Regions from separate parts of the Mus musculus genome. Here region 2 is linked to region 1. The links are chromatin loops, found by intact Hi-C in ENCODE. Cell type or tissue: heart. All regions are shown on one strand. Each heading gives the region's core, and the rest is flanking DNA. Links, peaks and the distances in the headings are about the cores only.

What was found. Peaks named below come from ENCODE experiments on the same cell type or tissue, not always from the same donor. Only the 100,000 strongest peaks of a DNase experiment are listed, where the experiment ranks them.
Region 2: a loop joins it to region 1, with 2.0 times the contacts of the local background. A loop is called at or near these places in 2 of 42 quality-filtered maps.

Annotation. Positions count from the first base shown.
Region 1 is chr11:108,156,674-108,172,037 of GRCm38, forward strand. The region is part of intron 3 of Prkca (protein kinase C, alpha); the gene reads right to left. Among named protein-coding and RNA genes, the nearest start is that of Gm11655, 8.6 kb to the right of the region's middle. In heart, for the core only: no CTCF peak of the experiment used is centred there; a DNase peak (open chromatin) is centred at 9,248; H3K4me3 peaks cover 258 bases; H3K27ac peaks cover 2,392 bases.
Region 2 is chr11:108,240,733-108,256,096 of GRCm38, forward strand. The region is part of intron 2 of Prkca (protein kinase C, alpha); the gene reads right to left. Among named protein-coding and RNA genes, the nearest start is that of Gm11655, 75 kb to the left of the region's middle. In heart, for the core only: no CTCF peak of the experiment used is centred there; a DNase peak (open chromatin) is centred at 7,859; H3K4me3 peaks cover 737 bases; H3K27ac peaks cover 3,132 bases.

The sequences.
Region 1 (15,364 bases), core at 4,436-12,435:
GGGAGCTCCTGCCCCACAGAGCCCAGTGCCCCTCACACAAAGGTCCAGAAGACGGCTTCTCTCCACCCGGCAGCCTCTACCTCAGAACTAACTCCTCTGCAGCAGCAGAAAGCATTCTGCCACTCCTCCTCCCCCACTCCAAGTCAACAAGAGAAAGAGGGGCGCCACTGGGCTGCTGCAATGGCCTCTGGGTCTTTTATGGATGCAGGCGACTAACAATGAGGAAACAAAGCCTTAGATGGGAAAAACTGGTGGTCATTCCTGGTCTGTAAATCAAGAATGGGAGCAGGAGGCCTGCTCTGAAGACAGTCCTTGCTCCCTTGGCCAAATTAAGAATTAATTATAAGCCAAGCAGTTAACATGTCTTGGATGTGATTTGTTTCAAGATACGGGGGGCCTTGATGATTATCGTGAAGCAACCACTGGATGCAGAGGAGGCGAATGCTGAGTCCTGGGGAGGGATGTAGGACTTCAAGAGATCCGAGCTAGACGACACTATCCTAAGGGCAAAAGAGAGCCTATCCTGACTGGTATGGAACTGGGCACAGAGGTGGTGCTCCTTCTCATAGAACAGCCAAGAACAGTCATCCTGAGCAAGAAGAGTGGCAGGGAAATCCCAGTCAGTTCGATGACATTTTTACTTCCTTTATTTATTTTGGGAGTGTGCACATGCTATGGCAAGAAGATGAAGGCCAAAGGAGACTCTTGGGAGTTGGTTCTTTCCTGACATCTGAGGGGATCCAGTGGTCAACTGCAGAGTGTCAGGTCTGGCTCTATTGAGCCATCTTATCAGCATGTACGATTTTTTTTTTAAAGAGCCTTTTTCCTGACTCTTCTTCGTGTGTGTTTGTGTCTATGCTGCCCATACACATGTTGAGACCAGGGTGTAACCTTAGGGTGTCATCCTCAGGGCCACCATCTTTTGAGGCAGGGTCTCCCACTGGCCTGGAGCTTACAAATTAAGCTAAGCTGTCCGGCTTGTCAACCGTAGAGATCTTCCTGCCTCCCCGGAGCTAGTGCTAGGATGACAAACACATGCTGCTTCACTTGACATTACAGGAGTATTAGTATAGAACTCAGGTCCTCATGCATGCAAGGCAAGCTCTTTAGCAACCACGCCATTCCCACCTCTGACTTTCTCTCTGTAAGCTTGTGTAAATCCTCTGAATTTTACTGAAAACAAAGAACATGGAAAATAGGGACAAAGGGCATTATCTGGAAGATACGACACAGGGATAGCTGGTGCTTCAAGTCTCTCACTCTCTAAAATTCACTTTGGCTGATCAACTACATTTACATCCTACTCAAGACTTTTCCATCCCTTGAGTTCACATAAACTCAGTGGTGTGGTTGCACACACCTTTAATCATAGCACTTAAGACGCGGAGTCAGAAGATCATAGGTCAAAGCTATCACTGGCTACACTGCAAATTCAGGACCAGCCTGGACTTCATGAGACTATCATCTTAAAAAAAAAAGATAAGCAAAAACATAAAATTATGAGTCAATGATATTAGGAAAAAAACCAATAGTAGCAGCCTTATGAAAAGCAACCACCCCAAAGATAATAAGCTATTGTGTAACTTTTAAAAGGCCCAATGGCTCCATTAATCTCTCCTAAGCAAAGCTGGTAGAGAGACCCAAGAGACCAGAGGCTTCTACTAGAAGTGAGTCACTCTAGGAAGAAAACACATCCCCAGAGGCCAAGCCAAGTGTAGTTTTTCCCTTGGAAATTCACCCTGATATGCTCAGATGTAGAACACGGTGCTATGATAGGAAGGCACTAGCAACTGCAGGAGGGAGTCCACAGAAGGCTCTGGATGCTGACTACATGCACTGTAGCTGAGATCTTGGCCTTAGATCTATTTACAGATCATCTCCAGGGAAATCAAACTCCCCACTAGAAGCATGGGATCCAAACTTTCAAGGACTGGGATAAGGAGTATGAAGACACTCTTGGGGACAAATCCGATTGTTCTGAAACCTGTTTGCTCCAAGGACTTAAAGATACCATGTTGCCTGGAATCCATCAGCTCTATAGAGCATGCCAAAGCCCAGCTGATGACAACGTGGATGTAAAAAGGCATGACAGGCAGGAAATTCATGCTTTGGCTTGCAGCTGTTTCCACAAGGTCCATGGTGGCATAGAAATTGTAACAGAAATGCAAGAAAGAAATCCCTGGATTGTCTGGCCCGGCTTGAGCTAAGAATGTCATCTAGTGCACCAGGGGTCTTTTTTTCCTGTGCTTGAAAAACATGAAACTGACCTTTCTGACAGCAAGTGCACAGTGATCTGGAGCCTGTGTCTCCTTCCCCTTTTTTAGGAGCAGGCAACAGGGAGAGGATGCTACAAAAACATTCATTTTCACCCTGGTAGAACCCAAGAGTCAAACGGAGAGCTGTAAAAGAGGCAGCAAACTGTAAAGTCCATGTTCTGCCTTTTATACCCAGCCATCCATACAACCAGAAAACAAACTCAAACCACAAAACAAAACAAAACAAAACAAAACTAAAACTGCAAACAAAAACAGATGCTGGCTGACATTTCTCCACTGTCCAAGTATTTTCAGTCCTCCTGTTTGGAGGAAGCCTCAAAAACTGCTGGTGTGTCAGAATGTGAACTTATTCTGCCATTCATATCTGCAAGTGTTTGCAAGACTTGTCATTCTGAAGTCTCTCAACTTAATTTTTAAAAGATTGGGCATCTTTGATCTGCAAAAATTAAATGCTCCAAGCCTTTTACATTTCAGAGGGGACATTAGGAATGATCAGATAATAAAATATAAGAAAACATTGTAAAATATGAGGCACTTATGGCCCTAAGCATTTCAGATACGGGATATTTTCAGCCAGTATATTCTTTGCTTAATTTCTCCTTACATTGCTTGAATCAAATAAGGCCATGATAGAATATATATTATTACATGTAAATATATACACATATAGTATACAGTAATAGACTATCAATATATATTATTGTATAAACACACATACATATATATTTATATGTGATATTAATAATTATTGATACATTTAATAAGTATATACATATATATGTATATATATTCAAATATAGTGTTGGTCATCAATTGATAATACCTAGGATATACCATAGAAATACAAGCATCTGAGTATGCATGTAAGGGATAGCTGAGCTGAGAGGACCTATCCTAAATATCCCAGGGTTCGGGACTGTGAACTACTGGGGTTTAAAAAAAGATAGAGAGAGTTAAGCATCAGAATTAATCTCCCCCTACTCCTGACTGTAGATGTGGGCATACTTAGACCAGTCAGCGGTCAAGTCTTCCCGCCATAATGAACTGTGAATCCTTGAACTGTGAGCCAAGGCAAACATTTCCTTCCTTAAGCTGCTTCTGTCAGGCATTTTTCACTACAAGGGGAAAAACAGCTGACACGCATCTCCATTCTGATGTTTCAGAATCTTTCCTTGACAAACCCCAAGACAGTAAGGATTCCAGCCAGGACACATTATGCAGGAAGCAACCAAAGGAAACTGAACTTGGGATTGGAGCCAAACCAAATCACTGACTTTCCAAGAACCGTCAAAGGTGCAGTATAGACAACCCAAAGCCGAGACTGTGTGACTCATTATTTGGTCCACGGTGACTGACGGCGTTTATGTCCTCCCCATCTCAGGTCACCTCTCTGTATGCAGAAGATCTGCAAGGGCAGATAAAGATGGAAGCAGGAGATGAGGGGGGAGAGGATCTGAGTGAGTCAGCTATAATATCAAGAGCATTTGATTAGCCTGCACATCGGGCCAGTGTAATCAGTGGCTTATTCTGAGGCTTTAGGAAGAGGATTTTGACTATGATTTAGCCAGCTAAGCCAGGAACTGCAGTACTTAGGGACCTGGCATGAGGACTTCAGCAATGAGCAGCATCCCTAGGGTGCTGCCATTAGGGGCTTTCCACCAGGAGCATCTTTTTATTGGAAAAACAAACAAACAAACAAACAAACAAAACCATCCATTTGGGATAAGTAAAAAGAAAATGAAAAAAATTTAAAGACTCCTTTTACTTGTGAAAGGGGATGGAAGGACTGACTGTGCATTCTGGAATCATCCCCCCCCCCCCCATGGGGAGCACCCCACCATAAGACCAGAAAGAGTTCACTAAGTCATGGTGACTCTGCCCTTACACGCACAGCCTGGTAGACAAGGAGCCTGAGATCTATAACTGCCACAGCCCAGACTGTAGCTCCACAGAGGACAGAAGGAGTGTCATTACACCCTTTACTCTAGGAGTGACACTTTACAAGGTCACAGGGTCTAGAGAGATGGGGCAAGACTAGGAAATGACTATTTTTTTTTTTTCCGAGACAGGGTTTCTCTGTATAGCCCTGGCTGTCCTGGAACTCACTCTGTAGACCAGGCTGGCTTTGCACTTAGAAATCTGCCTGCCTCTGCCTCCTAAGTGCTGGGATTAAAGGCGTGCAGCACCACTGCCCAGCTTGAAATTATTCATTTTTAAAGCTATTTAATTTTTGGTGTTGCCTGCTTTTTCTTACCATTGAGAGGCCATCTTATTCCTTGGCTGTTAGAAGTACCATCTGCTTCATCTTCAACCACAGCATCCAGAGCCCTCTGCAGTTTTACCTGCTCTGATTTCAACCTTCCTGCCTTACTTTTAAAAGGACCCCTGAGATAACACAAGGCCCACCCAAAATATCCACAACCATCTTTCCTCTCAAGACTCTTAACTCTTTAACATCTACAAATCACTTTCTGCAGCACAGATAATCCCCACAATTTCTAGAACAGCAGTTCTAAATGTTGGGTCTCAACCACATTGAGGATAGAATGACCTTTTCACAGGGGTCATCTGAGACCATCAGAAAACACAGATATTTACATTATTATTCATAAAAGTAGCAAAATTACAGTTGTGAAGTAGCAAAGAAAATGATTTTATGATGGGGTCATCACAGCATGAACTGCTGTGTTAAGGGGTCATAGAATGAGGAAGGTTGAGAACTGTCACTCTAGAAGCTAGGACGTGCATGTCTTAGAGGGTCTTTGTTCTATACTTGTAAACAAACACTGCTGCTACATATTTGTAACAGTGTGCCTGCAGCAGTTTTATGTTACATTTTTAAAAACATTTTATCTAAAGTAACTGAAGTGATTGTTTTTAATCATAAAGGTCTCCCATTTAATAAAATCATTGTACTTGTCATCATAGTGGTAAGCAATGCAAAATGGATAGTTTTTGTCTTTTAAAACTTTTTTTGTAATATATTACAAGAAGTTTACTTATTCATTCAAGAGGGGGGGCTGGAGGTGAAGTTCAGAATACTTGTGTAGCAGATTGAGGCCCTGGGCTAAAAAACAGCATCACCAAAATATATGTAATATATACATAAACACATACATAAATCATACATGCATACATAACACATAAACACATACATGAGTATGCATAATCATACATACACATACAGCAAGAAAGGAAACTAGGAAGCAGTCTGAATATTTACTAACCCATTAGCCATGGATAATCAGCCCCTACTCAGCCCCAAAGCTGACAGAAGGCGGTTTGGGCAGACAAAGGTCTGTGGCATTTTTCATTGGGATCAGGGAGAGTGGGTCTGCATCGTGTTCTATAAAAACACAATCAGACTGTCTTTCAGCAGAACAGAAACAATGGCCCTATTGTCTAACATCATGAATGACCCTCACAGCCACAAAACATTAATAGCAAAGCAAAATTAGCAACTAGTTCCCTCATCTGTGCTCTGCATTCTGTAATTTGCCAAGACTCGTGAACTTTGAGGGATTGTAGCTTGCAGGTGTGATTTGTGTTGGCTGCGTGTAACAAAAGCGAGGCATCAGGATTATATTATCGCTTTATTTCAACTGTTTTATAAAAACACACAAGAACCAGAATGTAAAGCTTATCAGAAAAGCCCTAAAAGGAACTGGGGCAGCCAGAGACATAGAACTGTAGCTGAATTCACTTCTCTTAAACCATTTAGTTGCATCTGTAAAAGAGGAATACCGAATCCTATCTGCAGAGAGATACATGGTAAACATCTACATTTTGTAGCCATACAACCTCTATCTGAGATTCTCAGACACACTGCTACCAACAGACAGCTACACACAACACAGGCAATGTGGGAACAGATGGGAATGGCACATGATTCAACAAGGTTAGGCCTTAGAGGAATAGGGCCCAATGAACTACAGCTTGCAAGCCATGGTACAATGATATTCAGATAGTGATGCCCCCCCCCCCCACACACACACACAAAGTACTCCTTCCCATCTCTGCCATGCTTTATCTTTTGTTCATCCTTACAGCATCACTCAGACTTGATGACCAGCTCCAGCTCCTCACTCCTCATTCTGGCCACTCCCTCCTTTGGAACACGCATCCCTAAAAACAGGGTGCTTTCCTATGTCTCTAGACTTTAGGCTTAGTCTTGTGACTGACTTGCTCAAATATGACAAGAGGTGACAGAGTCCCCATTACAGGCTTAGAAGGAAGTGGTACTTCTAGCTGTTGAATGCAGCCAGGCTAGCTGCCTCCTCTAGGAGGACGGGGGGGGGGGGCAAGGGGGGGTGGGAAACCATGGAATATAATAGATGTACAGCTTCCTAACAAGGAGCCCAGGACTTGTGGATTATGGGAGAGAAGTATGGTTGCTTAAAAGTCACAGAACTCTATGGTGGTTCATTAGGTGACCACAGTAAATTGGTACAAATTTATCAGGAAGTAAACCACCTGTTTATTTTATTTAAGAGCCATCCAATCATTGCCACAGAAAATCATCTCTGAAACACACACACACACACACACACACACACACACACACACACACACACACACAGAGAGAGAGAGAGAGAGAGAGAGAGAGAGAGAGAGACATACACACATATACTTCAACTATATATTTACTTTGAAACCTGTTTTATTAATTCCTTCCACTAATATGTTTTCTCTTAGGATAGAGTGTAGCTCAGTGGTAGTGTTTGTATAGTATGTACAAGGCCCTAGGTTTAATTCTTAACACTATGGAAAAAGAATTAATTAATTTTCCCCAGGTATGATGGTACATGCCTTGTAACCCCAGCGTGGCAGAGGCAGGAGGATACAGAGTTCACAGCCAAGCTTCACTATGCAGTGAGCCTTATGCCAACCTGGACTATAAAAGACCTGGTCCTAAAGAACAAAGACAACTAAAAGGCTTTATTGACATTTCATTTAGGTAACATGTAGACTAGTTTTTCTCACTGCATACAGTCTCTGTGTGGCCAAATGGTTAGCACACACAATTTCTCAAAGTTTCCCATTACCATATACCAATTTTAGACCAGTCCCTTTACCATATGACATATAACCACTATAAGCAACCAATAAGCAACTTAAGACAATAAGCAACCAAAATGGCTTTTATTATTTGTTTGTTTTATATGAAGTGTCATTAGCAAGGAAATTAAGTAAAATATTGTTTATAAAGCTCTTATACATCTTATACAAGTAGGGAGGGACTTTCTCCTGAGTTAAAAACAAACAAACAAACAAACAACAAATGGCCTTTGAAATCAAAGGAGAAGGGCTAGAAATGTAACAAGATGGCTTGCCTGAAGTACCAGGGGCCTTGGGCTCAATCCAGGGGTAGAGGGATAGAGGAAGAGAGGCATGTGGAGAGTGAAGTGTTGATATTTGTATTAAATCATGAAGATGGGTATCCATTTTTGTCCTGTAGCTGAGTCGTGACATTTATCAACACTTCTACTAAAGCAATGTGTCTTGAAGCCTGTGAGACCTCGGTTTACTCTCCAGGACTGAAACAATGGAAGGAGAAAATCGACACTTGCAGATTGGCTTCTGACCTCCAGATAGATTCTGTGGAATGTGAGTGTCTATTCGCAACTCTTCATGAGGATGGTGATGATGGTGGTGGTGATGATAGTGAGGATGATGATGATAAATGTAATAAAAAAAAAAAATAAAGGCCTCAGTCCCCAGAATGAAACCAGATACTGGCCAGGTTATCTTAGTACAGTGGCTTGCTAGGGACACTCTAAGGATGCTGTGCACCCATCTGGAGCAGGACCACAGGCCCTAGACTCTTCTGCCATTGAAGAAGACACAGTATAACCGTCCTCCCTATGAGAGGCACACAATAGTGGGAAACCAAGCTTTAGGTATTTTCTACTCCAAACACTGCCTCTGAGGGGATGATTTAATATGCAAAAGGCATTTTCCAATCTTCTCAAACCAACAGCACGCCTAACCGATGGAAAATATGTCAATATATATTGACAAATGCATAAATATTTACCACTTTCAATTAGTACTAATACAACCTATTTGTATTGACACTGACTGACATTTAAAGGTGGAAGGCCCCGTGCAGCTGCAGGCATGTGGGAGCTTCATGGGGTTTATGTGGCTGCTTCAGAAAGGGTGGGGGTGGGAAGCTGAGGGTCTGGCAGAAAAGTGCTGCCTTGGTAGGGGAGCCTCTCTGCTCCACATGCCTCCCATCTTTGGGGTAGGACAGGCAGGGCAGCCTCCAAGAAGCTTCCAGAGAGTGCATGAGATTAGAAACTGTGGGGTCTACGAATGCTTCACTTGAGAACTCTCACAGTTCCACTTCAATTGCCTTGTACTGGCTGAGGAAATAACAGTCTCTGAGTGAGGGGAAATAGAATCCACCTCCTGTCTGATGAAGGGGCAAACACACCCTACGAAAGAACACGCTGTCTAAGGTGAAGGTTTGTGGCTACTTTGCAATATGCCTTACACACCCAAGGGTCACATCTTGCATTATTTCTGTGTACAGGGGTGGCATCATCATTATGGTATGATCTCTTGGCAGAAGAATCCGGAGTGGGAAGAGATGAACCTGGTGAGGGAAGACACGTCTAACAGAACCATGAGGTACGTTGTCTATGCAGATAAGCAGAACCCAAACGTTCTTTATAGAAACCTCAATGTGGGTATTACATTTGAAAAGCAGTCTTCCATAGAGGACGGTCCTTTTAGACAGAAGAAGAGATTAAAGACTGAGCACATATAACCAGCATCTTGCAGGGCATTTTGTCAGGCATGGATGCTGAATGTTAGACACAGAAGCCTGGCGGTTGTTCCCTTTCTTAGCACAAGCTCCACCCTGCATCCTGTGTTCAGTGAGGGAACAGAGCACACCCGGTAGCTTGTCTAAGGTCACCCAGCTAGCTAGGAGTGGAGATGGCTCATGGATTTTGAAAAGCAGACTCTGAGCTCAGAGTGCTTTCCACGCCCTTCAGCTGACAATTCTTTTTCGGCCCCACTTATGGCATAAACAAGCTTTTGAATACAAGCAGCTATAAATAGCAATTAGTCAGAGTCTAGTATTAGAGATGTCGGCATCGTCAGAAAGCACTTCGGCTCGTTGTGAGTCCCTCGGATGCCTGCTCTGAAAAGCCTCTCAAGCCTCTAGCCTCTTCCATTTTCTCCAGCACCACCCAGAACCTCGCCTAAATGCAAGTTACATCCTTTTGGCACCTTCTTGTAATTCGAACTTTCAAGCAGAGTGGTTTCTGTCCCAGACCCTACTGGCTACCCGTGTGCACTGGCTTCCCCAGGCCTTTCAGTCAGATAATCGACAGGGAGGAATGCGAGACTCTTGATCTTTTGCGCATTTCCACAGTACCAAGCCAGCACCTGATGTGCAAATTCTGGTTAAGAATAGAAATTAGTTAATATTTTCTGAGAGATTCCTGTGATGTGAGCAATAAGCTTTTCATGTGTGTCATTTTCTTAAAGTCATCTTAAGCTCCGTGTCTTCTGCCCCCAGATGAGGATGCTGGGTTAGGCAGGCTAAGTGACCTATTGAAAGGTCACAGAACTAGAAAGCGTGCTAGGTGCTGAGGCAGAGGTCAAGGTTTCTCCTTGTTTTTCATCCTGGTCTTTCTGGGATGAATATCAACGTAAGTGGAGTAATAGCCTGTGAAACTCATTCTGGAAAGTAACTCACAAGATTCAACTGGACAGCTGGGTTTGGGGGTCACTGACCTATATTTTGAAATTCTATATTGACTGAATGATCCTGCATCTGTTTTCTTGAAGCCAAAGTGGCAGTGTGAGCATACTCAAGGTCGACCTTTCCCAGTGACGTGGCCCAAACACAGAGTGCATCTCCTCTGTTCCTACTTCTCCTCACGTCTCCCATAGCAACTTCTCGACACTGTTGGAAACTGGAGAGCACCAACAGTGGCTCCAGAAGCCATAACAGATCTGGGGAAGAAATGGCACTGAAGATCTTGTCAAGGCATAGCCCAGCACAGGAGCAGAGTCCAAGGTGCCGCACAGTGGACACACAGTGGATGCTGCCCAGCCACTCAATCTTTGGGGCTTGACCCACCCTGTCCTTTCTCTCTCCCTCTCTTTCTCCCTCCCTCTCCCTCCCGCTCTGCTTCCTCCTCCTCTTCCTCCTCCACTTCCTCCTCTTCCTCTTCCTCTTCTTCTTCCTCTTCTTCTTCTTCTTCTTCTTCTTCTTCTTCTTCTTCTTCTTCTTCTTCTTCTTCTTCTTCTTCTTCTCTTTTTTCTCCTTCTTCTCCTTCTTCTTCATCTTCTTCTTCTTCCTCCTGTGGCACAGCCTCTTTATTTAGTGCTGACTGTCCAGGAACTTGCAGTATAGATCAGGCTGGCCTTGGTCTCACAAAGATCCACCTGCCTTTGCCTCTGCCTCTAGAGTGCTTGGATTAAATCCATGTGCCACCCTGCCTGACATCACTTTGATTTTTAAACAAGCCACATGTGTATATATTATACACCAGCTAATGACAGACCCAAGTGGATGGTCTGACATCACCTCCTTCTTAAAGTTCAGACTAGCCATGTTGTCTGCACTGTTTTACACATGACCTCTGTCTTGCACTGTTGTCTCTCACCATGCTTCCCATTTGTTTTGAGTTGCTGGTCCCTATTCCCCAAAGTACTTCTCTACTTGTAAGCAAAGAACTTGGCTACTTTATGATATAAGGTAATCAAATCCTGGACTGAGACCCAGAGAGAGAGAGAGAGAGAGAGAGAGAGAGAGAGAGAGAGAGAGAGAGAGAGAGAGAGAAAGAGAGGGAGAGGGAGAGGGAGAGGGAGAGGGAGAGAGAGAGAGAGAGAGAGAGAGAGAGAGAGAGAACACAAGAAGCTTCCAGCCCTGTCCCCAAATGTCACCTTGCCCTGTTTTGGGCTCGTCTGCCATTATTTCCTCTGGGAATTCTCATATCTTTGACCATAGACAAGAACTCTTTTGTTGTGCAACATAACAGAGATTAAAAACCCATAAAGATATTACTAGAGACTTGGAATGTAGCTCAGTTGGAAGAGTGCCTGCCTGGCATGCCCAGAGCTCTGGGTTCAATTCACCACAGCATTACATAGAAACTGACATGGTGTTGCTTTCTAGTACTTAGGAGGTAGAAACAGGAAAGTCAGAGTTCAAGGTCCCCCTCAGCTAAAGAGCTTTAAATAAAATAGCACCAAATAACAAGTCAACAGAAATAACAAGCTTGAAAGCAAAAAGAGAGGGCTTTATAAAGCTTAGGTAGTCCTACCCTGACCCAGCTGGCTTCTCAGGGTTGCCCTGGGCACCAGAGATTGCTAACAGTATTACCCACAGACACAAGGCCAATCACTCTGCCTGCACTTTACCCAAGAGCTTTGTGCTGGAGAGATCTGTGATCCAGATGGGGAGGGAATACTTCTCTCTCCACCATACAGAATACAAGCCAGATTGTGACTATGAAGAAATGGGAGGTGACAACAGAGAAGTCCCTGGAAGCTTGTGACCAGCTAGCTTGGCATACACAGTAGTGAATAAGAGTCTCTGCCTGACACAAGCTGGAAGGTGAGGATAAAGATCCCAGGTTGCCCTCTGGCCTCCACACATGTGCGTCCACTCAAGCAAACATAAGCGCGCACACGCTACATATCATGTAGACAGACGCACGTTAAAAAGGGAGAGAGAATGCACATTAGCTGAGGTGAACTAAATATGAGTCTGCTTCTAAATTCTTTCTTCGCACAAATCTCTTATTCCCCAAGAACATGCAGCATTTTGACTTGTCTAAAGCTAGAAACTGGGTCTCCCATTTCCTGAGCCAGCATTCCTGCCTTCCAAAGAGTCGAGGGACAGAACAATCACAGACCTCATTTTCTCTTCCTACACACATGGTACAGATCCATAAGCCCAAGAAGCTCAACTCCCCATCAGGAGACTCAGTCTGCTGCAGGCTGGGCTTCTTTCCACAGACATCATCCCAAGATGGGCCCAGTTAGGCTAGATTAATCCCTTCCTAACTGGAAGATAACTTTTAAGTATCCTAATTAGCTCAAGAAATGGAAGTCTATTAGTCAGAATTCTCAGAGTAACAGAACTTACAAAATGAATCTCTATATATGCATTACATAAATTATATACTACATATATATGTAAATGTCTCTTTTATTTCCTCTGATGGAGGGATAAGAGCTGGATCCAAGCTGTGCCAATACACAGCTTGAGCTGAGCCCAGAGTATTTCTTTGTCTGTTCTAATTATTCCTAGGCCTAACCCCGGAAGCTTCTAGCCTCCATACAACCTAATATTCCAAGCTGACTGATTCAATCTGGCTTCTCTCAGCTTCTGACTGAATCGCTCATATAAATTTTGGCAATATGTTTTAATCTTCTGGCTCATTATCATCTCTGGTTTCTGTCTTCACTTTTATCTAGCTTGCTCTCTCTGCAACCTGTCTCTGTAAAACTTACACACACACACCCCACCCCCTTTTCTCTGTTGCTGGTCTTAAGTAGCCTCTTTTTCCTGTGTTTTCCTGTAGGAGTTCATCTTATCCTATCTCTGATTCATTCTGTCAGATCTTTCTCTGATTTGTCACTTTGTCTGCCCCTCAAATAGACATCATTGTTTGGGATTAAAGTTGTGTACTAAAGATGTGTCTGTATTCCTTCCAGTCAGGGGGATTAAAGATATACAGAACACACACAAACACACACACATACACATACACATACACATCTCCAGCTGGATCACACAGACCTAGGTCTTTGGATATGATCCCTTGCTAGAGTAGCCATTTTGCTGGATGAAAATTCCTCTACACACACACACACACACACACACACACACACGGCTGTCTGTGACCTGAAAGTCCAACAATCCAGTAATTTCTCAGTTCAGGAGGCCTGATCTGGTGTTCGGCTGGTCTCAGCTGGTTCAGCAGATACTGGATTCCTGAAGAAGTAGGCTCTAATGCCAGTGAATGAATGGATGAGCTAGCAAGGCAAGGGCAAACGGGCCAAGAGCAGAAACTTCCTTCTTCCACGTATAAACTTGTATAGGCTTCCAGCAGAAGGTGTGGCCCAAATGAAAGGTGTATCTTTCCAACTCCAGATCTGGACTGAAGGCATGTCTTTGGATGGACTGAAGATGTGTGTTCCTAACTAAAAGGTCCAAATTAGAAATCAATCTTCCTATTTCAAATTAAGCAAAAATCTCTCACAGGTGTGCCCTCTAGGTTTGGTTTTTAGTACCAGATATAGTCACGTTGACAACCAAGAATAGCCATCATGGGGGTGGGGGGAATTAACTTTCAATGTTTCTTAGAAAAGAATTGAACTTAATCGAGTCATTTATGCCACATTCTTGGAGCCCAGAGACTGTTTTAGAAAAACCCAGTGTCAAAATTAGTTGAAGCTACAGTTTCACTGTTTCAAGTGAGCAGATCCCCCGAGAGTCCTTCAAATACCACATGTCACACTTGGTATCTGAAATGTCTCTGAGATGAGGTTCCTCATCTCCCAGTGCCAGTAGACTTTAAAATCATCACAAGACTTGGTTTTAAATTGGGCTTTTAAAGTCAGTCAATTCAGGAATGGCAGTCCTACATGAATTTTGTTGTCTCTAAACTAGCTTCATTTGGGACTGAATTCCCTCTCTTGTGGTAAGCCTAAGATAAACCTTTTGGTTTGCAAAGCCCAGAAACCAAGTCCCACAAGGGTCAGAACGAATAACGTTGGAATTAGAAAAGAACATGATTAATTACTTCTTCAGCCTGACCCCAAAGTGTGAGCTGACTGTGGCGAATACATCTGGACACTTGGAATTTAGAGGTAAATAATGGCTAATGTTGAGAACTGGAGTTTATCTTGCTCCTGGGTAGTAAGATAAATACACAGAGAGGTTCTCATTCTGTTCTTCCCACAACCCAAGAGCCCAAAACCACCTCATCCCATACCTTCTTTGAACCATGGCATGGATGAGCTCACTGCAGGGCTGGAGCCTTAAATATCAATAAGAGCTATACTCAATCATAGCCAAAATAAATCTGGGCTCATGAGGGTGTACAGTTCAGTGACAGAGCATGTTCTTAGCATGTGCAAGCTGTGGGTTTGATCCCAACAGGACACACATACAGACAGACAGACAGACACACACACACATACACACACACCACCATCACCACACTGTCCCAACCCCCCCCACCCCCACCCCATGACAACATCAGCAATAGGAACTGAAATTCCCAGGAAAGTGTCATAGGCCAAAGCTTCCCAAGTACAGTGCCTCACACAGAGAGCCTGTGACCAGCTCTTCTGTGGCTCCTGGGTCTCTGTGTTTCTACCAAGTTCCCAGGGGATCCTGAGGCTGCAGATCTAAGAAGTTTCTTCAGGGTCCACCACCCTAGGAAAACCAAATGGACCGGGAGTAGGGGGATTAGCATCTACCAAACACCAGACACTGCAAGTCTTCTATTCCTCTATTACATTTTCAGTATGACTGTGAAGAGCCACCAATGGTGACAAAAACTGAAGCCAAAACAATCCTGTGGCCGTGAGAGCCCACGGCACCTTCCGGTGCTGAGCATCCATCCCATCTCACACCCCGATGACCAAAGCTACAATGTCGCAGTGTCCTGCTTTTGTATCTGACTGGGTTATCTTACAACATGAAAGCTTGGTGATAAACCTTTCTAACTCCAGAGCTCTGAGCACACCCAAACACAACATTGTACACAGCCCATTTTCATCCCAGGAGCCAAATGCACCTACATGAGACTGGATATTTTAAACAGAAATCCCCTTCATTGGAGGCCATGTTCCTTTCCCATGGCACTTAAGACAAACAAACAAAAGCACCCAAGCCTTCCTTTCTCAACGTGCTGCCCTTAACTGGACATGTAGTGAGAAGTCTGCCTTGAACAGGGACAGAATTCACTTACTTAGGAAAGGAGTACTATGAGCCCATTTTAGGGAGCCCATGGCCGACACCCTGATGTGTTTGCGCTTCATGCACAGATGTCAAAAATGGTGTGACCTCAAAAACACAGTGTTCTAAGTTTTGTACAAAATGC
Region 2 (15,364 bases), core at 2,864-10,863, 82 kb after region 1:
CCAGTGATACAATTTAAATTTAAGCTGACTTCTCTGGTGATCCTCTAACTCCTCCTTCCACCTGTGGCTAGCAGCTGCCTCCCCTTTCAAAACTTTCAGCTTTACTTTTCTGGAATAAGGCTCAGCCTCTTTTGAAACGCCTTGTGCATTTCCCCCCTGAATTCTGATGTCATGTCAACCGCCTTTCCCCCATAAGGTGATGGAATAAATCATCCTTGGCTCACTCTGTCTTCCTCTGGCGCCTCACCTCACCTGTTCATTAGCGGTTTTGAAGAAGGCTCCATGCTGTAGCTGGAATCGCTGCACGTTAAGGTCAGCGGATCCCGACTTTGTTCATACGCTCCTCCCCCACGGCCCAGCCCACCTCAGGCTTCTGTGTCCCTGACCTTGCCTATCCCTGCTCTTGAGCTTGGCAGGGGGGCCCACAGGCTCAGAACAGCAGCAGCCATAGTGGAAACTGCTGGAGCCAGGAACATAGATGGGCTTTGCATAGGGGGATGGGTTGCTTATGATAAGAAAGGTCATAAAAATAAGGCGTGAACAGTCAAACAGGCATAAAGGGAGAGTCTCATTCCCATAGCATCAGGGGCCAGAAACAGGACTCACAGAGGCTGTAAAGCCAAAGGACGATGGCAAGCCATTTTACTTAACTTCATCTGGAACAAGTGGGATTGCACATTAACTTCTATATCTAGGGCCATTACGCCACATCTTACATTCACAGCTGGAATGCCTGGGTCTTTCTAACTCATGGCTATAAACTGATCTGACCACTGGCTTTTTTTTTTTTTAATTAGGTCTCTCTTTTTCTGCACCTATTGCTTCCTGGTTTTCCACACCGTTTTAAAACACCAATAAATGTACACTTGACATCATAGACTCCCTATGTTGGGTAGCTATTTCCTTCAGATTGGAAAGTTATCTCCTAGATGGAAGGTGGGAGAAGAGCTTTGGCACAGGAAACTTCCAAGAAAACCATAAGACGCCCAGGCCCTCCCCCAGAGTTATTACAGCAGTTAGCAGTAATAGCTGGTGAAGAGGAAATTCTTCAAGGGAGCTGCCTGCAAACCAGGCGGGGAGTTCCAGAGATATAGCTTGGTACCCATGTCGGCCAGACCTCTGTCAGTAACGTGAACTTTACTGGCTCTCCACAGTAAACTTGAGTGGAATCTTTTCTTCTATTTGTTCCCAGTCTAAGGTAAATTCACATTTGTTCATGTATCCCCAGGAAAAGTCACAGAATATGACAATCATTCTTAGAAATCCTTTCTTACCTAACTTCTGAGATATGCACTTGACTCCCAAGTGCCTACTGTCAGTCCTGTCTGTATGGCTGGCCTCTTGAACCTTTGTCTACACAGCAAACTCCAGCTATTATGTACTAAACAAGGCCAGCATGTGAGAGGCTTTGTCTGTAAATAAATAGGAAACCAGAGGTCAGCAGATAGACCCTCTGGAGAGCTGACAGTGGATATGTTGGACTTCTTCTATAAGCCAGGTGGTCTCCTTCATTACAGAAATTATATGCCCACCCCGAGCCATATTCCCATGATTGTCCAAAATCAAATAACATGGACAAAGTTGGCCCCTTGAAGGAAAATGTCTGGCCTAGTGGCATGATCTGCAATAGTTTTTGCCATGCATTAAAGAATTTTATTTTATTTTACATGAGTACCTCATTTACATTATTTCTGACACTTTTTTTCCCAATCCACCCCCTCCTATCTTCCTAAGTCACTCGTGAATTCATGACACTATTATTTCCTCTATACACACACATACATGCACCCTATCGAGTCTGTCTATGTGCATGTGTTAGGGATGACCACTTGGGATGGATAACACATCCTATCACAGACTTGTCCCTTAAGAAAACGCATTCTTCCTCTCTCAGTACCCACTGACTGCCGTTCACTTCCCAGTAGATGTTGTGAAATTTCTGCCATTAAGGCTAGCCTGCCCAGCAGCACAGTTGGCATTCAGTGACCTACAATCTTGCTCTTGTGTACAACATACACTGAAAAACTTCAAGGTCGCCTTTGTAAGGTGTCCTCAGAAGTGGTTAAAAAAAATCCCTCCCAGGTGATGAAAGCAACTGTTCTGTCTCCACCTGTCTGGCGGAGGCCCTGACCTTCTGCTCGCTTGCCTTTCCTCCCCAGCCTGATGCTAGCCTCTCCTCCGGCCGGATTTGTCTGCCCACTGTGCCCTGAGCATCATGGCTCATGTGCAGCTCTCGTCCACCCCTCCAACATTTTGCTTCTTTTCTTTCCTGAAATGTCCTCCCTCCTTTCCTTCTGACAACAACATCATTCTTGCTCCCTAATTCTGTAGACATTAAACAAGCCATTGTACCCCGGGCTTGGGAGAGTAGGGCTAGCCTCCTGGCCAGCTCAGCCACATACTGCTGTGTAATGGCTTGGCCACACTTGGCTTCATGCTCCTCATCCACAGAGCCAGGATCACAGGCCTGTTTCACAGAGCCATGACAAGGACAAAGTACCCACAGTGCCACTGTGCTGGCCTTCAGTCATTTTCTTGCTCTTCCTAAAACCTCATCAGCCCCTCAAACCATTTTGAGACCAGAGTGCAGCTCAATGGTAGAACTTAGCAAGGCCCTAGCTTCAACCCCTAGTACCACAAGAAAGAGGAAAGGGCAGATCATTCATATTCCAACAAATTAATATCGCTTATATTTTAGTCAGCCTACTGCAAAGCTTTCCAGAGGATAACTTACTTGCGAACAAATAATATGCATGTTAAAATCACTGGTTTAAAAAGAGGACACATGCCTTCTTTTGTAAGTTGCTTATAACTGCTTTCATCACAATACCATTTTGCTTCCAACTTGAGGAAATGGATGATAGAAACGCAACTCTATCTTTCTGTTCCTAGAAAGTGGTATGAATAGACCTTCCCCTGTGCTCTTTGGAGGAACTGCCAGGGAACCATCACCAAAGAAGCTGACAGAGAAAATAAAAGACTTCAAACTACAGCCTGACATGGAGTTGATAAATGTCCCCCACACAAGGAGCTGCAAACAGTAATTCTCTTCACAGCACAGTGTGAACGCCTGGCTAGATGAGCAAGATGGAGGGGGGGGCAGGTGGATGGACGACAGTGGAGGGGTGTGAAGCAGGGCTTCTTGCTGGGTGTGACAGCCCACAGTAGAAGGAGGAAGGAGGGTGAGCATGGATAGATACAGCAGCTTTTGGTGGCTCTAATAGTTTTGGCCACAAAGCAGTCATAATGCATTATTTGGTGAGTGACATTTTAAAACCATTTACACATACAATACATGTTACTAGACCCCTCTGCACAAAAGAAGCACGGAAACATTGCGCAGCACCCTGGAGGCCGCGTGTGGAGACAGTTAGGCAAACTCAAGTGATGGACAGATCTGTTTGTTGTAAGTCGATCTGCTAGATTTCAGAGTCGTCTTCTTACCACCACTTAGCTAAAAGTGTTAATGTCTAAAAAGGAGTCTGTATGATAAGAGCACTACAGAAAACATGCCTGACAGCCAGGGTACCTGCTGTTTCTTCTCTCTGGGAAGATGCTCTAGGCTGAATGTGGTGGTGCAGGCATGCAGTCCTAGCACAGAAGCTGCCAATGAGACAGGAGTTAGCTTCTCACAGGAAGCGACAACAGGAGCCTGTGATAGATTAGAAGCCAGTCGCACTGTTTTAGAAGAGAAAAAGGAAGTGACCAAGTCAGTGGCTTATGACTTGAGAGAAAGCTGACAAAGGTGACCATGATGCATGGTGGGAGGAGCAATGCATGATGGGATCACTCCTTCACTTGGGCCTAGGAGGATACAGAAGGTGTGTGGGCTCCTCACAAGTTAAGCTTTTGATGCCTTCAAAAAATGATCAATTACCAATCAGCCTCTATCCACTTCACAAAAGGGCCCACTGAAAGCATGTGTCTTGGGACAACACTTCCCACTCAGGAATTTTTCTTAATAAATCTACTTCCTCCTGTTTATTCCTTGCCCACACTTATCATTCTTCTTGGGCATGAAACAATGAACCTGAAAGCCGCTGCTCAAAAGCCTTGGGAACTGTGATCTTCAGGTCTATTGGCTCCCTGTCTTGTATCATGATGGGGTTGAAGCCATGCTAGGATACACAGTGAGTTTCAGGACAGCCTGGACAATATAAGGAGACCCTATCTTCAACAACAGGGAGAGAGAGAGAGAGAGAGAGAGAGAGAGAGAGAGAGAGAGAGAGAGAAGCTGAGACAGAGAGACAGAGAGAGGGAGGAGGGGAGAATAGCATGTAGAAAGAGGACCATGGATAAAACAAGCAAATAAAAACAACAAACAAACAAACAAACAAACAAACAAAAAACCATCCTCAGAAAGGCAGGGCACTGTGGGGAAGAGCAATCCTCCTTCTGGTAAGTGTTCAGGAGACACTCTACCTCTGCTAAGGCCGCATTATCCTAATGCTACAAAGTGCCAAAGAGAACTGTTTTAATAAACAGGGTTTCTGGTGCTCTTCAAAGCTGAAGCACAAGCACTTGATTCTGTCTGCTGAAGTACGCAGGGCCTGAGGAGGATCCGTGGTGAAGCAGCACACTGCTGTTTCAAAACCGGACATCAGTGCTACTTGAAGGACTGGATTCTTAAAACACACTCAAGCCAGACAAGTGCTCCCCGTGTAATTAGAGCCATCCACGGAAGATTCTAGAGTGCTAAGTGTGCTTATTTTTTTTCCCTGCATAATGTTATTGCGTGGCTCAACTGGGGACAGAATGCTCCCTCCAATAAGCCATAATTATAACGGCAGGTTCCTAGGAAGAAACCAAGGATGCATTAAAATGACTCCATCATGGTCTTCTTTAAAGTCTTCACAGTGATGGGGACCAGCAGGTGAGTTCTTAGCAGACTCGCCTCTGAGTCAGGTGAGCAATTACCATATGTAAATGATGCTTCTGAAGACATCAGGAAGAAATCCAAGTCTCTCTTGATCATTTCATTCCACATGATTCATTATGTTGGTAAATCTCTGGTTTGTGAAAATTGAATCCAATCTCTTTGAATTATAAAAATTTCCAATCTGGAAATTCCCAATAACCTAAGGTCTCCAAAGAAGGGATCACAGAAATGTTAGGCATGGCTATTTACAAATGAACACAGAAGGAATTGCTGCAGGCAGGAATCTCAGCCAAAAAAGAAAGTGCCTACTTGAAAAGTTCAGAGACAAAGGGCTTCGTGCTCTCCTGTGAGATGGCACCATCACCTTGGTACCCTGAGTTAAATAGATTCCAGCACTTTGGCTCACGGAATGCAGGGTTTTACAGCCCCCTCCTCTGCAGCTACGCCTTAAGTGAAGGAAAGGCAGCATTATCCCACTGTGTCTACTGAATAAAAGAATTTAACATGGCTATAAATAGTCCAATCACCATTTTAAAACTACAGTGTCAGGGTTGGAGGGGTGGCTCGGTGGGTAACGCGGCTTGTTTGCTAGTGTGAGGACTGGAGTTAAATCTCCTGGCACTTATGTAAAAGTTAGGCATGATGATGTATGCCTGTGACTCCCGAACTGGGGACAGCAGAAGCAGAAGCAGGTGTTAAACTCTGGGGATCTCACTGGCTAGCCAGTACATCTGGACACTTGCTATGTTGTGGGTTGTTCTTTCTTCCACCCTTCTCCACCCCCTCACACTAGATAGGAGAGAGAGAAGGGTAGCAGAGAAGGAGGGTGACTTTATTGTTAGACTGCTTCCTGCTGATAAGGGGCATCCAGTTCCTTAGGGCAAATTTGGTCTTCAACATCATGACATCTATTTTTTTTTCTTCTTCTTCTTGTTATTTCCATTTTGCCCATGACTACTTAACAAACCGCAACCAACCAACAACCCACACATGGCCTATTGGGGCCCTAGCATTTCTATATCTTCTAAAGAGTCCCCAGAATTCCAAATGTCACATACTCGTGGAAACTATCTGCAGCTGGCAAACCACGCCCCTGCTAGAGGACAAGGCAAATCAGCTGCTGTGGACAATCCGAAGCAGTCAGTCCCATACCCCACACCTGGGATTGAATGAAAACATGTTCTTATAATATGTCTTTGGTTTTTAAAGAAACCAAAGTTCTTACTACAAGCCAGTCTAGGCAAAATGGCAAGCTTCAGGTATAGTAAGAGACCCTGCCTCAAGTGAATAAAGTGGAATTAGGTAGAGAACAAAAGGCAGCATCCTCCTCTGGCTCCCACAGTCATGTGCATGGGCGTGAACACACATGCACATATACAGCCCCACATACACAACACATGCGTGCTCATGAAATAATATAACTAACAGATAAAAATGCAGTGTCTACCTAAATGACTTGACCTAAAATCTTTATACCCCCGTGATGCAGCAAACAAGGGCTGGATGTAAAGTTTGTCCTAATGGGCTGTCTTCACTATGAGATTTTCCACTTAGGATTATTGCTTCAAGCCTTGGAGCCAACAACAACCACAACAGAACCATCCCTGTTTTCTCACCACTTAGAACATTTTGAGACACATTCTTCTGTCGTGCCTTGAACTTTCATATGTCTATGCCACCTACCCAGCCAGCAATGCTCCACAAATGTGTGCTGAGCTTTGTCAGCTCTGTGCGGGCCTTGCTTGGATAGTTTCATGAGTTCAGCAGAACAAAGCCCTGCCTTGCTCCAATTCTTGACTCATCGAATAGTTATAAGCTGAGGTGTGCTGGGTTCTAGAAACACAGGAATATAATTCAGGGGGTCTAGAACTACAGAGTTATGGTGCAAAGGTACAGCGGGCATCCTCTTGAGCTGAACTGTGTCCCCTAGAACATCTGTATTTTGATACCTAACCTCCTATACTGAAGAAGGTGGCCTTATTTAGAGATAGGGCCTTTTCAATCAAGAGGTAATTGGGCTAAATGAGGTTAAATGAGGTCACAGACGTGGACCCTAATCTGATAGAAAGAGATGAGAAACTTGGCCAGAGCACGCGCAGAAGGCCTTGGCCTCTGTCTGTAAACCACACTGAAATCAATCTGCTAAGAACCCCGGTCTTGGACTTCTAGGCTCTAGGGCTGTGAGAAAATAAACTGCTATCCGTGAAGACCTCAGTGTGTGTGTTCTGTATTACGATAGCCCAAGCAAATGAACCCAATGTGCAAAGTAGGGGACAGAGGAAAGGGCATTTCATGAATAGATTTCCCTGTAATATTGAAAATAGCCCAACATAGCAGAAAGAGAGAGGAGTGAAAGAAAGAAAGAAAGAAAGAAAGAAAGAAAGAAAGAAAGAAAGAAAGAAAGAAAGAAAGAAAGGAAGGAAGAAAGGAAGGAAGAAAAGAAGGACAGAGGCAAGGAAGGAGGGAGGAGGAGGGTGGGCCACCATGGCAAGTTTTTTTTAAGTGAGTATGTATTGTGTGTGTGTGGGTGTGTGGGTGTGTGTGGGGGTCTCTCATTAGCCTGAATCACATACCCTGTACACTAAGCTGGTTAGCCTTTGAGTCCCAGAGATCCTCCTGCCTCCACCTTCCCAGCACTGATGTCACACACTGATGTCACACACTGATGTCACACACTGATGTCACACCACCACACTTGACATTTTCACAGGGGTGCTGGAGATCACATTGAGGTTCTCCTGTTTGCTCCACAAGCTCTCCCCTTGCTGAGCCTCATCTCCAGCTCCCACGACAACCATGGCAAACAGAAAACAACCAGGGGAAAGAGCAGCCCCTTCCATCCAGAGGAAGACTCGACTCTTCTGCACTGCAGTAAGAGCCGGTGAGCACCGGAGACAAACTCTCCGCACCCCAGAGTCTCCTCAGCGTCTCCCTTACTCTCTTTGGCTCAGACAGAAACTTTCACTTCCGCTTCTCTTATCTCATGAGTAAAAATAGGAGAGGGCCGTCCATGGGACCAGGGAGGAGAGGCATGGCATCCAAGATACCAATCCCTGGGTGATTAAGCTGTGTCACTGGACGGTCACTCGTCAGAACGTAAGATTTCCACTCTGAGTGTTAGCTACAAAGGTGACATGTTACCAGCACCAGTGAAAATCACGATCCTCTTTGTAGAGTCAGTTTCCCCCATTAAAGGATGTTTAGAAACCCCAAATGAGGAAAAGAACAGACTACAAAGACCTTGCTGAGTTCTAAGCCTTCAGGCCAAAAAAGACCATATAATTATCTCCTTGGTCCCAAGTGGGTCTTCAAATGATGAAGCTTTGGTTGGGGGTGAGGGTGTGAGTGGGGCAGTTAATGGACAGGATGGCCAGGGTGGACCATACCCATAATCACAGCAAGTTCAGGGTCAGCCTCTGCTACATTAGATCTTGTCTCAAAAAAAAAAAAAAAATCCTACCAGGTATAGCAGTGCACATGTTTAACATCAGTACGAAGGCAGCCAATGACAGGTGGATCTCTGGGAGCTCCAGGCCAGCCTGCTCTACATAGGAAGCTAGGACAGCTGTGACCACATTGTGAGACTCTCTTCTTTAGGGTTAATTATTTCTCACCACCACCCCCCCACACAGACACCCCAGTGCTTAAAAAACCCAGTGTCATAGGTCTCTGGGGTGAGGGGCTGTCTCTCTCTTTACTCCTTCAATAGATCTGTTTGTGGTGCGTTGCTTGAGCTCAGCAAGTGATAGAAACAAGGAAGGTATCAGCCGGTGACTGAGGAGTAAACTGGACAGACCATCTCCCCTGAGAATCCCGCCTCAGTCTCTGGGCTGTATTAAACCGGGCTTGTTTGCAAATGGGCATTTTGCTTTCTGTGTTTTCTGAACTCCTAAGCACCCGGAAATCAGCAAGACACCCCCTTCCCAACCAGGCAAGTTCCTTTGTCATCCTCCATCTTCCTTTCAAATGAGAGGACGCAGATTGGGGGGGGGGGGCAGTAAAACTTCAGGTTCACTGACAATTCTCAGAAGCATGTGCTGAACCATCTGTGCCATCTTCAGAGAGGACTGCAATAAGACGCAGCTGATTAGAGGAACAGGAAATGTGTGTCGTTTGTAAGGTTAAGATGGTTTGAATTTCTGGGCGTTAATTAGTTAAAAGAAGGAGGTTCTCTAAGCATCAAGATAGGAGAGGCTACACAAAGAGTGGTCTGAGGTATCAAGGGAGGGGTGTGTGTGTGTGTGTGTGTGTGTGTGTGTGTGTGTGTGTGTGTGTGTCTGTGTCTGTGTGTGTGTCTGAGTGCTTTCTCAACAGGAAACCCAAGCCCAGAAGTTACAGAAAAAGTCCACAGTCTCTTCCAGAGGGCATAAAGGAAGCAACCCTTGCAGTCAAAGGATGGACAGGTACACGGGCAACCCACAACTCAAATCACCAGAGAAGACAATGGGGCAAAATACATTCCTCTGCAATGCTGGCTAGGGATTTTGCCAGCTCTTCAGACATTAAAGTTTTCCCTCATTGCAGTATTGAGACAGCTACATAGCTGCCTTTATACTTAAGCCAAATGATACAATAAATTCCAGCAAACCTCAGTATGAACTTCGTGTAATTAAACATTAAAAATGTTTAAGGAGAGGGATTGAGTTCTGGGAGGGAATTCAGTTGATCTGAGACATGTGGATGGAGGGAAAACTCAAGCACTAATCCCACAAGGAAATTCCTGGCTCTCTACAGACTGGACAATGTCCCTCCAGGAACTGGGGAAACAAGAGGTCATGTAGACTTGAGGGTCAGCTGCTAGAGTCACACCCCAACATCTCCTTTTGCAGCAACATGGCTTATTCACTTCTCAGCATCAGCTTCCACATCATCAAGTGAAGAGAACAGCAGTGTCCACTCAAGACTGCTGAACAGACTGAGGGAATTAATTTTCAAAAAAAAAATTGCCTTGCACATGATAAACACTTTTTCACTGTGGTTTTAATTCTGGTCAGTTCTTGAAATGTCTCAGAAGAAACCAGGCAGACAGCACCATAAGGCTCTGTGGACAACACTCCACAAGTCAATCTATAGCTAAACGTCGCTCTTTCCCACTCCAACAGGTACTTGGACCTCGCTCAACTTCCTGTCACTCAAACCATCCATCCTTCCCTGCTCTTTTCCAGCCACTGGGAACATGTATGCTGTTGTTCTTAGACTCAGCTTTCCACAGAGCTCATATGTCCATCTTTTCCTTGGTGTATTCTTCCATCTGGCTAGCCATTCTCCATCGGTCTAGACCATGTGCCTAGTCTGTGATCTATCTCAATATAGTGATATGTTCAGAACGAGAGTCTGTAGAACCGTGTACAGACGTTTAAGAGACTCCCACAGCCTCAGGAAGGGTTTCATCCATCATCACGGAACTAACATTCCAAAGAATACCCCATGGGCTGGGTGTGTTCCAGAATTCCAGAACCACTAAGTGAATGTGAAGACCCATCTGGTTTGTCACCAACAACATGTAGACAAAGTCTCTGTCACTCAACCTTCCCAGAGAAAGGAGCATCCTGTCCCCTGGGTACTTAGAGCTGAGTGGGACCAGAAAGCTTCCAACTGTTCTTTTCTGCCGAAGATAAACTTCCTCTACATCTCTAATATCAACTTAACAAAATCTTTGATCTTGGTCGGGAATAGGCGAAATGCTGTGAAACACTCAGAAATTGGCAGTGTGGTTTGAAGCCCCTGGCCTCTGCTACAGTGCCGGTAAATGAACAGCTTCCCAACTCTCTCGGGGCCACAGCTGCACCAAAAGTTAATGATTTACATCTCTGGGGCAGTATGTGGGTAAACGGCCTCTTCTTGGTGAGTTTCTAATCTCTTCCAGATCACTGTGGCCAATGAAGAAAGGCATACTTCAGCTCAGAACCAGCCCCTCCCCAGCCCTCACTTGACCAAGAATGTAGCACGCAGAGGGTCCTTTGCTACTTTGTTATTTCCTAGATGATTGGCATCCTAATATTTAAACTCGGTGACAGCATCTGCTGCCTCAATCATAGTTAAATGTACAATATTGACAAATTTGAAGTCAGCACAGACCATAGAGACTTCTACTACATAAATACAAAACTGTCTTCTTGAAAAGGTTTATATAAATGACCACTATTAAGGTGTTCCATTTTAGGAAGCCTGGAAGAGCTGGGAAAATGTGAGGGAGGCTTTCTGGGCCCGAGCTAGGGCACCTGGGACCACGTTGGGGGCACTTCTTTTCGTTTTTGTTTTTTCCTTTAGGACTATTCAAGCATATTCCCATCGTGTTCTTCCTGTTGTGCCTATAGGTTTTTACATGTTGCCATTTCTCATCACAGTAACTATATCACTAACAGATCTTTACATTGTTTCTAGTGTCTCCCTAAGAATCCTAGCACCAGGAACCAGGAAGTGTTAAGACATCCTCTGGAGTTTTTCTGTTTCCTTCCCTATCCTGCCTGTTGTCCACGGACTTTCACATCTTCCTGATTTGCACATTCAAACAGAAATACAAACTGGTTAGGGGAAGCACTGTTGCCAAGCTGGTCATGTCACTTGAGACATTCAAATTTTCGAAAATCTTTCTCTTGCACCATACATGTGTATGGAACAGGCTATGGTGCCCAGAAGAACAGAGATGTAAAATCTCACCTTCACGCCATATGATCACAAGCCTGTGATCCTATAAGACGAGACATTACTGGTATCAGCTCCGTGGCTCAAGATATGATGGGAGTCTTCTGCTCTAATATTTGACCTTTGACCCAGAATGGAACTTCTAAATCCTTTGGATCTTGTGGATAATTGGAACATCTTTTGTTCTAAAGAGGTAACCTCTGCAGACTACCTCTTTAGAACATTGGAACTAGGCTATCAGAATAGAGACTGTTTGCCCAAGAGCCAAATATTTGATTTAAGCTAGAAGTTTCAGCACCAACCTCTGTCCTCAGGGAGTGACGAGGGCTGAAGGTCAGCTGATCACTGATGGTCAATGATGTAACACAACATGTCTCTAAGATGAAGACTCGTAAATTCCCCAAAGGACATGGCAGTGCCAGGTGGATGCTGTACTCAGAGAAGGCATGGGCTTGCTGCCTGTGCCCTGGACTGCCTGCTGCTGGACCCTACTTGCCCTTGGGGGCTGGAAGTGAGGTGGCATGGAGTCAGACACAGACTCCAGAAGCAGGTAAAAACAGCCCAACAAGCTTGTCTGAACGCTGCCACAAGCTCCTTTAATACTGTCCACCCGTGCCCCATTGGTCCCAAGAAAGCATCTCTCCTAAACAGCAGGTCCCAATTGACTGGCAATGTCTGTATCGACAATCCTTGGCCTCTCAGGCAGTCCTCAATTGGTTCTCCTATTGGAGATGCCTTTGTAGCTGTCCCCCCAAGCCCCCTCCCGAATTTATACAGAAGAGGCTGCACCGTTCCTCCTACAATGGGCAAACCATACCTCACTGCATTTCTTCTGTCTGGCTACTCCTCTAGGACCCTGTCACAGCCTTTATAATGAATTAGTAACTCTAAGCATAAGTCTGAGTTCTTGGATAGCTGCTCTGAGGAATGGTCTGTGAGTGGTTGTCAGTTTTCCCTGCCCCTGATAGTTGGTGTCCTGTAGGAACTAGTTGCTGTGAGTGAAATTCCCACACATTTAGCTGAATTGAAACTGAGAACAAGACACAGGACACAGATACTTTGCCATCTTGTACAGCTAAAGAAAATGTTACCATACTTAGGGTCACAGTCTATGCCCCAATAGGCCAGGTTCAGCCGTCTATCTTAAATGAACCCAATCAAAAGAGCCAAATTAATAGTAAAAATGTAAGGCCAGAAAGATGGCTTAGCAGATAAAGGATCAGAGTTTGTTCCCAGGTCCCACATGATGGAACAAAATTCCTCCAACTTGCCCTCTGATTTCCATAACACGCACACGCACATAAATAAATAAATAAATAAATAAATAAATAAAATATAACATTGAAGGGGGGGAGGATTTTAATCGATATTGGAATCAGGGACAAAACAATCCATGCCTCACTGAAGTCCATCTTTTCAGGCTCTTGGCATGAGGTTTAGGCTTAATTAGAAGTACAGAGTTATGCATTTGAAGCAGCCTTAGCCAAGTTTTCTCCCTCAGCAAAGTGGGCTGACAAGTTGCAAATCTCTTTCCAGGAGAAAAGTTTTCCTTTTGCAGGCCCTGACTTTAGGCTTCCTCTTCTCTCTGCAGGAGATTGCTGGGAGTCCTTTAATTTGGGGAGATACAGTGTTTCAATATCCTGATAGCCAAACTGAGGGGCTGAAGTATCTCTTTAGAATAACGTCATCGCTGCCAGGCCAGTTACAGAAAGACAGGGGAAAGTGGTGGTATACTTTGGAGCAAGTATTACCCCAAACAGAGCAGCCCCCTGGCTGCTAAAAATAGGGTGGAGTGGTTCCAGAGTTCACAGAGTGGAGGAGGCACCAGAGCTCATGCAGGAAACCCCCACAGGTGGACCCGGGTTTTCCTCCTCCTCTTGGTGAGGCTCTCCCCTGTGTGACTGGAGCGGTACTCCGCAGGCTTTAGGCACAAGCCAAGGACTCTCTCATTGTCCTTGAAGTAAGAAGCTAACTTAATCTTAAAACAAAAACAAAACAAAACAAAACAAAACAAAACAAAAACTAGTAAGTCTGCATACCTGTGATCCAGGCAAAATGATGGCAGGTAACAAAGTAGGCGGGGCATCACGGGCACTCCCCAGTTAAGGCAGATAAAGCACTACGGAATCTTGACCGCCTCATCGGGACCATCCTCTAGAGAAAATAGAGGTTTTTCTCCATTTCTGCAACACCTGGTTAGTGGTAAGATCACGTGACAGCTAAATGGTCATCGTGGCTATGGCTTGGGTAGCTCAGAGCACTAACAGCTACCCATCAAGGCTCACACCAGCAAGGCAAAACACTCACACTGGAGTGTAAGGCGGTAAAAGAACCCTGGTGATATGGTGAAGATAGGTATGGTACTAAAAACCTTCTAAATGGTTCTGTAGCCTGCAGAGGGTCCAACGGCCACACCTGTAGCGACACACTCTTGGAAGGAAGAGGAAAGTACCAGCTTAGGATGGGTTTCTGCTGTGTCACAAAACAGCTAGTGCCTGGGTCATTTTGGAGTGTCTAAAAAACAATACACAGCAATCAATCGTAGAAAATATTAACTCTGTGCAAGGCTTGGCTCAGTGAAGGTGGAAGCAACTTGAAGCCAAAACAAGCATAGCCCTCCAGTCCTGAGCCGGCGGCCTCTGAGGAAGTCATTGTGAAGTTCAAGAGTTCAGCTACTTCACAACGCCAGTGAATTGGAACGCCATTTACACAGCTGGGTTCAGAAACCAGGAGTAACAGTTTACCTTTTTTTTTTTTTAAGTTAAGCAATGACTTTCTTATACTAGAATGTTTCCTTGGTAATTTTAGCAGCTACAAAGTATCCCTTAAGCTGGAATAACTGACAGTTTAGTGCAAGTTTCAATGAAAAACAAGGAAGACTCCATGGCTGAGCTTGCGCTACGAACTCACTCATGGTCAGTCCTACTAGATGTGTGTTTCCCTTGCCCATGTGCATGATATGCAAACATTCTTCATTCAAAGAGAATGATAATAGACATGTAAATGATTTTCATCGATTAAAAACAACTCTCTTATCATGTCCTATACAATAAAGGAAGAGGGATGGGGGTTTGGCTTGGTGGTAGCATGCACAAAGCTGAGCTCAATGCACATCATCGTAAAAATAAATAAATAGATGAAAATCAGAGGCACCCAAGGCAGAAATCCACAAGCGCATCCGCCGTCTATTTCAGAGAAAAGGGCCAGAGAGATGCCAGTTGGTCCTTCCGACTCACCCCCACCTGACATTGCACCAGGTTCATGGAAAGGCCCCATGTGACTCTCACCAGGAGCACAGGAACAAAGAATATGAACAGCACATCAGCAGGGTCCATTCACCGAGTCCAGTCTTCTCAAGGACTTGAGATGTAATCTACTTGAAATGGAGTATATAGCACGCATCTATCTAAGTACAAATCTCTTTGCAAGTACTGTTTTTACAATAATATTCCCAATACACCACATGAGAGAAATGCTGGGTTTGCTGATGCCCGCAGGGGCCAATCACTCTCCTAAGTGTTCTTCCTCTAGAGAGTGAATGATCTTTCCGGTCAATTGTAACCCATCAATGCGACAGACTCCATAAACAGGACCACGAGACAAGAAGGATGTTCCTTCCCTACATCATGAATAGCACGAGATTCACCCAGCACGCCAGGGCCAGCTGTAAACACCCAAGACTTTAAACAAACCTTGGGAGGAAGGGAAGGCAGACACTCTGCCCTGATTATACTGCCCCCCTCATGCCCATCACCCCATCCCAGCTTAGAGCGACTCACAGACTTTAGTGAGGTTTTAAAAACTCTCCCCAATCCTCCACTCACCACTTCTCAGCATTCA